Regions from separate parts of the Homo sapiens genome. Here region 1 is linked to region 2. Evidence: read pairs that join two places in POLR2A ChIA-PET (ENCODE). Cell type or tissue: GM12878. All regions are shown on one strand. Links, peaks and the distances in the headings refer to the core of each region. The heading gives the core; the rest is flanking DNA. Region 1 has its middle 38 kb from the start of HAVCR1. Region 2 has its middle 16 kb from the start of HAVCR1.

The links. Peaks named below come from ENCODE experiments on the same cell type or tissue, not always from the same donor. Only the 100,000 strongest peaks of a DNase experiment are listed, where the experiment ranks them.
Region 1: POLR2A ChIA-PET joins it to region 2 with 5 read pairs; 3 of 35 experiments call an interaction of 5 or more read pairs at or near these places.

The regions. Positions count from the first base shown.
Region 1 is chr5:157,018,563-157,023,943 of GRCh38, forward strand. No RefSeq gene overlaps it. Among named protein-coding and RNA genes, the nearest start is that of HAVCR1, 38 kb to the right of the region's middle. In GM12878, for the core only: no CTCF peak of the experiment used is centred there; no DNase peak of the experiment used is centred there.
Region 2 is chr5:157,072,162-157,077,542 of GRCh38, forward strand. No RefSeq gene overlaps it. Among named protein-coding and RNA genes, the nearest start is that of HAVCR1, 16 kb to the left of the region's middle. RefSeq lists an enhancer at 4-1,203. In GM12878, for the core only: no CTCF peak of the experiment used is centred there; DNase peaks (open chromatin) are centred at 3,000 and 4,571.

The sequences.
Region 1 (5,381 bases), core at 289-5,288, 54 kb before region 2:
ATAGGAAGAGTCAATATTGCTGTCAGTTCTGCCCAACTTGATGAATAGATTCCAATCAAAATCCTAGAAAGCTGTTTTTGTGAAAATTGACAAACCAATTCTACAGTATATATGGAGAAGCAAAAGACTCAGAGAAGCCAATACAAAACTGAAAGGTTAGAACAAAGTCAGAGGACTGACACTACCCAACTTTAAGTCTTACCATAATTGAACTACAATAACTTTGAGCTACAGGAATCAAACTGTATTATTGCTGAAAAAATAGACAAAGAGATAAGTGCAACAGAAGAGAGAACCCAGAAACAGACTTATACATATACAGTCATTTCACCTTTGACAAAGAAGTAAAAGCAATACAACAGAGCAAATGGTGTCTTATCAGATGGTGCTGAAACAATTGGATGTCCACACATTAAAAAAGTGAACCTAGACACAAACTTTATTCCTTTCACAAAAATTAAATCAAAATGGATCATAGCCCTAAATGTAAAATGCCAAACTACAAAATTCATACAAGATAACAGAAGAATATCTAGATAACCTTGGGGTTGGCAATGACTTTTTAGATACAACACTAAAGACATGATCCATGAAAGAAAAAAGTGACAAGTTGGAATTTAATAAAATTAAAAACTTCTGCTTTGCAAAAAACACCATCAGTAAAAAGACAAGCTATGGACTGGGAGAAAATATTTGCAAAGGACATATCTGATAAAACATACAAAGAACTCTTAAAACTCAACAGTAAGATAATGAACCAGCTGATTAAAAAATGGCCAAAATATCTTAATAAACATTTTTCAAGATATACAGCTGGCAAATAAGCATAAGAAATATGTTTAACATCTTATGTTATTAAGGAATGCAAATTAAAGCAACAATGACATACCAGTACATTCCAATTAGAATGGCTAACATCCAGCACTAAATGCTGGCAAGGATGTGGGGCAATAGGAACTCTCAATCATTGCTGGTGTGAATACAAAATGGCTCAGCCACCTTGAAAAACAGTGTGGCAGTTTCTTACAGAACTAAACATTCTCTTATCAGACAATGCAATAATTGTGTTCCTTGATATTTACCTAAATCAATTGAAAACTTATGTCTATACAAAAGCCTGTGTGCACATGAATGTTTATGGAAGTTTTATTCATAATTTCCAAAACTTGGAAGCAACTAAAGCAAATTAATAAACAAAAATAAGTTGTGATACATCCAGACAATGGAATATTATTTAGCAATAAGAAGAAATGAGCTGTGTAGCTATCAAAAGAATGGAGGAACCTTAAATGCATATTGTTAATTGGAAGAAATCAATCTGAAGAGGCTACATACTGTATGACCCCCAATTATATGACATTCTGAAAAAGATAGAACTATGGAGACAGTGAAAAGATCAGATCAGTGACTTTCAGGGATTTGGGGAGAGGGAAGGATGACTAGGTGGATCTATAAGATTTTTAGGGCAGCAAAACCATTTTGTATGATACTATAATGGTGGGTACATGTCATTACACATTTATCAAAACCCATAGAATGCACAACACAAAGCATGAACCTTAATGTAAACTATGAACTTCAATTGAGAATGATGTGTCAATGTTGATTCATCATTTGTAACAAATATGCCACACTGGTGGGGAAAGTTAACAGTGGTGGCAAAATCATGTGTGTGTGTATTGTGTGAGGAAGGTGTCTATGTGGGAACTCTGTACTTTCTGTTCAACTTTGCTGTTAGCCTAAAACTTTTCTAAAAATTAAAGTCCATTAAGTAATGTGTGCATCAGTCATCATCAAAGTATTTTTTAGAGCTGACCAGGTTATGCTCACCTGGAGTCCCAGCTACTCTGGAGGCTGAGGCAAGAAGATCACTTGAAGCCAGGATTTCAAGGCTGTAGTGCACTAAGATCATGCCTGTGAATAGCCGCTGCACTCAAGCCCAGGCAATATTGCAAGACCTCATTCCCAAATTTTTTTTAAGTATTTTTAGGCTCAAGCAGGTGCAGGCACTTACAGGCAGAGCAAGCCCCATCTCAGCTGTCCACAGCACAAAATAGGGGTTACCCTAGAGCATTTCCTCGCAGTCCAAAGGGGACTTTCTTATTTATTTTTACCAGTTTGTAGGGGAAACATTTAGTTCCTAGGAGGCCCAGGGACAAAGTCAGCTGAACAGCTGTGAGCCAGCTTCCTGGGAAGCTTTCCAAAAGCATGGCAACATTCAGCCTTCTTGTTCCCAGGGGTGCCACCAACATCATGCTCTTGTAGTGGGTGCTAGACATAGGACACACCTGTGGTCACCAGCCTCTTGCCATTTTTCTTACTTGGTTTTTCCCCTGCTCTAGCCTATTGTGGACATTTTCCTGTTTCATTTTGTGTCTTTTATGTCCTTCCAGAGCACTTGACACACACAACATAGAAACATGCTGTCATATCCCCTTCCCAAGTCTCTCAAGGTCAGTGGTTCTCAGTCTCAGCTACACACTCAAATCTCCTGGGGAAGGCTGGTCACAGGGCTCATGCCTGGAATCCCAGCACTTTGAAAGGCTGAGATCGGAGGATCTCTTGAGCCTACGAGTTCAAGAACAGCCTGGGCAACATAACGAGACCCAGTCTCTACAAATAAAAAAATTAGATGGGCATGGTGGTGTGCCTGTAGTCCTAGCTACTCGAAGGCAGAGACAGCAGGATTGCTTGAGCCCAGGTGTTGAGGCTGCAGTGAGCCTTGATCACACTGCTGCTCTCCAGCCTGGACAACACAGCAAGAATCTGTCTCAAAAACATAAAAAATCTGGGGAGATTGAAAAAATTATAATATCTGCGACCCCCTCCTGAAATTCTGATTTAATTGATCTAGGCATGGGTAGTTTCTCAACCTTCCCAGATGATTCTAACACGCAGCTAAGGTTGCAAATTACTGATCTCAGAAAGTCACTGAGATTCACACCGGCTCCAGCCAGTAATATAAATGGACTTGTAAAAGAGACACTCTTCCTTGCTCTATCCCATCCCTAGAGTACACAGGAAGGTTCTAAGAAACATTCTTTTATCAATTTATTTTTTATTTTTATTTATTTATTTATTTGTTTGTTTGTTTGTTTGTTTGTTTGAGACAGAGTCTCACTCTCACCCAGGATAGAGTGCAGTGTCACAATCTCGGCTCACTGCAACCTCAGCCTCCTGGGTTCAAGCGATTCTCCTGCCTCAGCCTCCTGAGACTAGCTGGGATTACAGGCATGCACCAAGACACCTGGCAAATTTTTATATTTTCAGTAGAGATGGGGTTTCACCATGTTGGTCATGCTGGTCTTGAACTTCTGACCTCAAGTGATCCACCCCATCTTAGTCTCCCAAAGTGCTGGGATTACATGGGTGAGCCGCTGCACCTGGCCCTATCCATTTATTAACTAATTTTAATAGATATATATCGAACACCTACTAAGTATAAGCTAGGTGCTGAGAAAATACAGACACTTCCCTCGAAGTGTTGAGTAAAAAAGCACCATCAATGTAAATATCTCTAATACAAGGGACAAAGTTATAGGATCACCATTTATGGTTTTAGTTTGCACAGCACAAAAATCCTAAGTCACACTCCTTTTTACAAGCTCTGTCCTGACTCAGGGCTGTGTCAGCCAGAAAGAAGAGGAAGGCCTCTTTGTAATTTACCCTAAGGTGCCCCACAGGCTAGGCGGAACCCTGGCCTCATGCAGAATAATCTCAGCTAGGTACTAGCACCATGCCTAGAATATGGGAGGTACTCTATTTTTCCATGTTTATTGAGTAATTAAAAAGGGCTGCCCAGAAGTATTCAGAAGAGAGAATTAATTCTGTCCAGGAGGATTAGGACCAGAAGGGCTGAAGCAGTGACGCTGGAGCAGGACTTGGAGGAATGACGTGACCCTTGGAGAAACAGGGAACAAGCATTCCTGGCGGGTGGGATGACCCATGGAGTAGAGAGTGGATATCTGAGGCATTTATAGCCTTTGGAACATAGCAGGAAGGGACTCCATGAAGCAGGCAAAGTGAGTTGGGGATAAGCAGTGGAGGGCTTGCTGTGGAGTTGAGAATTTCACCAAATTGGGAGTAGTTGCAGGATTTCCAGCTAAGATGTTACACAAACAGATCTTAGCTTTGAGGTTATGCTGGTGGCCCTGCGGAGGAAGGACTCAGGAACGACTGGGGTAAGGCACAAGTAGCCACCCAAGACTCTAAGTAAGAGTTGGAAAGGTCCTTAGTGTCCATGAGAATCCCCAAGGGAACATTACAATTCGATTCCCAGGAGTTCTGAGTTATAGACTGTTTCTCTCTCAGCCCCATGTACACCATGCTCACATTCTGTGTCAAGCCTACCAAGGGCACCCTCAGGTTTTCTGGTTGGCTATCATTACTTTTGCAGTGGGTAGAGCAACAGCCTTTGTGTATATATCCTTAGAAAATCTAATGCGATCAACAGTCAAAGAAGAAATAAAGTTTTGAGAGAGCCTGGGCAACATAGGGAGACTCTGTCTCTACAAAAAATACAAAAATGAGCCGGGCATCGTGGCACATGCCTGTAATCCCAGCTACCCAGGAGGCTGAGGTAAGAGGATCACTTGAGCTTAAGAGTTTGAGGCTGCACTTAGGGTTAGCCATGATCACACCACTGCACTCCAGCCTGGCAACATAGCAAGACCTAATCTCCACTTAAAAAAAAAAAATTAGCCAGGCATGGTGGCTTTAAGAGGATATGACTTCTGAGACCCTCCAAAACTGTTTACAATTAATGGCAAAAGGGCCGGGTGTGGTGGCTCATGCCTGCAATCCCAGCACTTTGGGAGGCCAAGGTGGGCAGATTGCTTGGACCCAGGAGTTTGAGACCAGCCTGGGTAACATGGTGAAAATACATCTCTACAAAAATCACAAAAATTAGCCGGGCAAGGTGGTGCACACCTGTGGTCCCAGCTACTCGGGAGGCTGAGGTGGGAGGATACTTGAGCCCAGGACTTCAAGGCTGCAGTGAGCCGTGATCACACCACTGCACTCCAGCCTGGGTGACAGAGCAAGACCCTGTCTCAAAGGAAAAAAAAAAAAAAAAAGCAAAAGGAAATCAACAACAAAAGAAAACCTTAATCAGAGGGAGATCAAATGACTAATTGTCATTCCTTTCCTTCCAGAGAGCACTACGAACCTGTAACAAACATCCACAAACTAGACCATGAAAACCAGAGTGTAAATAAGCTTCCCCTACATTTTTTGGGTCTTCCTATATTTTGGAGACTCCAGGTAATTTTATTTAGCCTCAGAAGTGACAGTGCAAAGCTGGGCATGGTGGCTCACGCCTGTAATCCCAGCACTTTGGGAGGCCGAGGTGGGTGGATCACCTGAGGTCAGGAGTTCAAGAC
Region 2 (5,381 bases), core at 299-5,298:
GTTTGTTTGTTTGTTTGTTTTGAGAGGGAGTTTCGCTCCTGTTGCCTAGACTGGAGTGCAATAGCACTATCTCACCTCACCGCAACCTCTGCCTCCCAGGTTCAAGCGATTCTCCAGCCTCAGCCTCCCGAGTAGCTGGGATTACAGGCATGCACCGCCACACCTGGCTAATTTTGTATTTTTAGTAGAGACGGGGTTTCTCCATGTGGTCAGGCTGGTCTCGAACTCCCGACCTCAGGTGATCTGCCCACCTTGGCTTCTCAAAGTGCTGGGGTTACAGGTGTGAGCCACTGTGCCCAGCCATTTATGTATCATTTCAGTATTTTACAAGAATGTACCAATATACTGTTTATATAACATAATGCATGCAAAGTGTTTTAACAACAACGACAAAAAGCAAAACCCAATCCCAAAACTGTACATTCTTGCAAAAGTAATGTTCTTTTTTTTTTTTCTTTTGAGACAGGGTGTTTGTCTGTCACCCAGGGTGGAGTGCAGTGACACAAACATGACTCACTGTAGCCTCGACCTCCTGGGCTCAATCAATTCTCCCACCTCAACCTCCTGAGTAGGTGGAACGACAGGCACATGCCACCAGCCACCACACCCTGCTAATATTTTTTATATTTTGTGGAGACAAGGTCCCACTATGTTGCCCAGGCTGTTCTGAAACTCCTGGGCTCAAGCAGTCCTCCTGTCTTGGCTTCCTAAAGTGCTGGGATTACAGGTGTGAGCTACCTCACCCAGCCATAAGTGGAAGTTCTTTTACATTCACATAATGTACTTCATTTTTCACAGCCTAATTACAATCATCCTTTTCTTTAACCCAGAAAGACAGAGAGAAAAGATAGCAGCTGAAGTTGCCAAAAGCTAGACTCGGACATCACCAAGCATCTAGAAAGATGGAAGATTATGAAATAATGCTTTAATAAACATAAAAGCGCTATACCACAAAGCACATGTTCTTCTACAAAGAAAATACATCCGGTCACTATAGTTCACCCTTGAACAACATGGCTTTGAACTGCAAGGGTCCACTTATTCGCAGATTTTTTTCAGTAAAAGTTATACGAAGTGTGCCTGCTTTTCCTGCCTCACCTCCATCTCCACTTCTTTCACCTCTACTCCCCCTGGGACAGCAAGACCAACCCCTCCTCTTCCTCCTCCTCCTTCACATTGAGCTTACTCAATGGAAAGACGACGAGGATGATCCTTATAATGAGCAGTAAATATATTTTGTCTTCCATAGGATTTCTTAGTAACATTTTCTTTTCTCCAGCTTACTTTAAGAATATAGCATATATATATAATATACAAAAATGTGTTTTAATAGACTGTTCACATTATCAGTAAGGCTTCCTGTCAACAGTAGGCTGTTAGCAAATTTTTTGGAGAGTCAAAAATTATATGCAGCCCGGGCACGATGGTTCATGCCTGTAGTCCCAGCACTTTGGGAAGCCAAGGCAGGAGGATCACTTGAGCCTAGGTGTTTAAGACCAGCCTCAGCAACATGGCAAAACCCTATCTCTACAAAAAATGCAAAAATTAGCCAGGCATAGTGGCACACACATATAGTTCCAGCTACTAAAGAGGGTGAGATGGGAAAATTGCTTACAGAAGGTCAAGCCTGCAGTAAGCAGTGATCATGCCACCACACTCCAGCCTGAGCAACAGAGTGAGACCGTCTCAAAAAGAGAAAAAAAAAAAAGAGAGAGAGAGATAAAAGTTATATGCATATTTTCAACTGCACAGGGGATCAGTGCCACTAGCCCTCATATTGTTCAAGAGTCAACTATATATATTTATTTGAGGGACTGCTGTTAGAATCTGCGTCACCTCTGTCACTTTATGCATTCACCCATTTATATTTACTGAGCACTTGCTATGTGCCAGGCAACCTTATTCTATGAGACTCATTTGGAGTTTTACAGAGTTAAGTTAGGCAAGTGGTAAAGCTAAGGATTTGTATTTCCAGAAATTTTTATTCTGAATGATACAGAAAAGGGCTTTTTGGTGATGTCTTTAAATTTTTATTTTTTTATTTAAATAAAATTTAAATGTCTTTAAATTTTTATTTAAAGACATCATCAAAAAGCCCTTTTCTGTATCATTCAGATTCTAGTGTGTGGGTCTGCTATATGCTTATTGCCTTTTATTGTAACTATATTCTTGGGGATCAGGTTGCCCTGCCATATTCTGACTTCCTTGAAGGAAAAACGTAAACCTTTTTGTGGTGCCTGTGTCACAGCTTGTGTTTGCAATACAGCAGGCATATGTTCATTCATTCATTCAGTCTACAAATACTTATTTCACACCCACTGTAAGCCAAGCATTGTACTAGGCCCCTGGGATAGAGGCCATGAATGATAGAGTTTACTTTCCAGTTGAGGGTTGGGGTGGATAGATCACACACACAGAAAAATGTAAGCAAGAGAATTTCAGATTGGAACAAACTATGTAGGAAACCAACTGAATTAGAGATGGGAAGATAGTTACTTAGATTTGGTGGTTGGGGAAAAGCTCTTAGATGAAATTTAGGCTGGGCGCTGTGGCTCACGCCTATAATCCCAGCACTTTGGGAGGCCGAGACGGGCAGATCACTTGAGGCAAGGAGTTTGAGACCAGCCTGGGCAACATGGGGAAACCCCATCTCTATTAAAAATACAAAAAACATTAGCCGGGCGTGGTGGTGTGCGCCTGTAGTCCCAGCTACTCGGGAGGCTGAGGCAGAGAATCGCTTGAACTCATGAGGAGGAGGTTGCAGTGAGCTGAGATCACGCCACTGCATTCCAGTCTGGGTGACAGAGCAAGACTCTGTCCCAAAAATAAATAAGTAAAATTAAAAATTTAAATTAAAAAAAAAAAGAAATTTAAACTAGAAACCAAAAGATGAGAAAGGGGAAGCTTTATACCAACAGTCTTAGAGAAGTATTCTGAAGAGAGGAAATGGCCTGAAAAGGGGCTGGAATCAGAAAGAACATGGGCTGTTCTAGAAGCAGAAACATCAGTGTGGCTGAAACAGAGAATAAGGAGTGGTTGGTGAGGTCAGCAGACTTTCAGTTCAATGGCAAGCTATGGAAAGGTTTTAAATAAGAGTAATTGAATCCAGTTAATGATTTAAGAAAGAAAAAAACGACAGGTGCGGTGGCTCACGCCTGTAATCCCAGCACTTTGGGAGGCCTAAGCAGGCGGATCACGAGGTCAGGAGTTCGAGACCAGCCTGGCCAACATAGTGAAACACCATCTCTACTAAAAATACAAAAATTATCTGGGCAGGCATGGAGGTGTGTGCCTGTAGTCACAGCTATTTGGGGGGCTGAGGCAGGAGAATCACTTGAACCTGGGAGGCGAGGTTGAAGTGAGCCGAGATCGTGCCACTGCACTCCAGCCTGAGTGATGACAGAGCAAGACTCCGTCTCAAAAAAAAAAAGAAAAAGAAAAAAAGAAAAAGGAAATACTGGAAATACTTAGGCTACTGTGTGAGGAGAATGAACTACCAGGAGAGCAAAAGTGGACTAGGTGGCTACCAATTAGGAAGCCATTTCTTGGATGGATGCATGGACAGATGGATGGAAGGAAGGAAGGAAAGAGAGAAGGGAGGAAAGACAGAAACAGATGAATGAGAGATAAAAATAACTCTGATTACAGGTTGGGGCCGGTGGCTCACGCCTGTAATCCCAGCACTTTGGGAAGCCAAGGCGAGTGGATCACTTCAGTTTAGGAGTTCAAGACAAGCCTGGCCAACATGGTAAACCCTGTCTTTACAAAAAATACCAAAATTAGTCAGGCGTGGTGGCAAGCACCTGTAGTCTCAGCTACTTAGGAGGCTGAGGCTGGAGAATTGCTTGAGCCCAAGAGGTGGGGGTTGCAGTAAGCCATGATCAAGCCCCTGCACTCCAGCCTGAGTGACAGAGCGAGATCTTGCCTCAAAAAATAAAAATAACTCTGATTACAAAAGAGCAAGCCTCATGAGACTCACTTGACCTAGATTTTTTAGCTTAAACTGGTTTTTAAGTCAAATTTCAAAAAGCAAAACCAAATTATTTTTAGTGAACGAACATGCTGGAATTAAAATGTGGTTTTCTAAAATGATTGCCTTGAAACAGATGGTATATATTTAGCTATACACTTGCTAGCATATTGGTTTGAAATATATATTATTGTTTTATAGTCATAATACTTCCACCAGCATCATAACCTTTGACAAAGCAATTCTGTATCTAGACCTCTATACCTTGAAAATACACAAATGCATGTAAGTTTTTGTATAAAGGATGTTCCTTAGAGCCTTATTTGAAACAGAGAAAGAAAATAAATATATTTCAATAGGGAAATGATTTAATAGAACATACATGTTTATTCTACTCAATACTATGTAGCTATCTAAATAAAAGGTATTCTCCCAAATATTCTGACATGGACTAATAGCCTTCTACAAATGGTTAAAAAAAAAAAAAAAAGTAAGTTACAACCTGTATCTGTTTGTGTGTATGTGTGTGTATGAGAGACAGACTGGGCATCGTGGCTCACTGTGACTCATGCCTGTAATCCAGCACTTTGTTATTTTTGGAGGTTCTTGTTTTGGTTTGGTTTTTTAACTTCTACCCAAAAGCTACTATGCAATCTCAGCATTTTAAGAGGCTGAGGTGGGAGGATTGCTTGAGCCCCGGAGTCAAAGGCCATCCTAAGCAACATAGTGAGACCCCCATCTCTATTTTTAAAAAACAGGGCCAGGTGCAGTGACTCACGCCTGTAATACCAGAACCTTAGGAAGCCGAGGTGGGAGGATCACTTGAGGTCAGGAGTTTGAGACCAGCCTGGCCAACATGTTGAAACCCTGTCCCTGCTAAAAATACAAAAATTAGCCAGGTGTGATGGTGGGCGCCTATAATTCCAGCTACTCAGGAGGCTGAGACAGGAGAATCGCTTGAACCTGGGAGGCAAAGTTTGCAGTGAGCCAAGATTGCACCATTGCACTCCAGCCTGGGCAACAGAGTGAGACTCTGTCTCAAAAAATAATAATAATAAAATAAATAAATAAATGAGAGAGAGAGAGAGAGAGTGAGAATAGAGAATGGTGCAGAACTGTGCTGTCTAATACTGTAGCCACTAGCCACACGTAGCTACTGAGCACTTAAAATGCAGCTAGTCAGAACTGAGATGTGCTTTAAATGTAAAGTGCACACTGAATTTTTACTGAATTCTGAAAATTTACAATGAAAGAACATAAACTCTCTCCCCCATTTTCTTTTTTGAGACAGGGTCTTCCTGTGTCACCAAGGCTGGAGTGCAATGGCGTGATCTTGGCTCACTACAGCCTTGACCTCCCAGGCTCAAGCAATCCTCCTACCTCTCAGCCTCTCAGGTAGCTGAAACTAGAG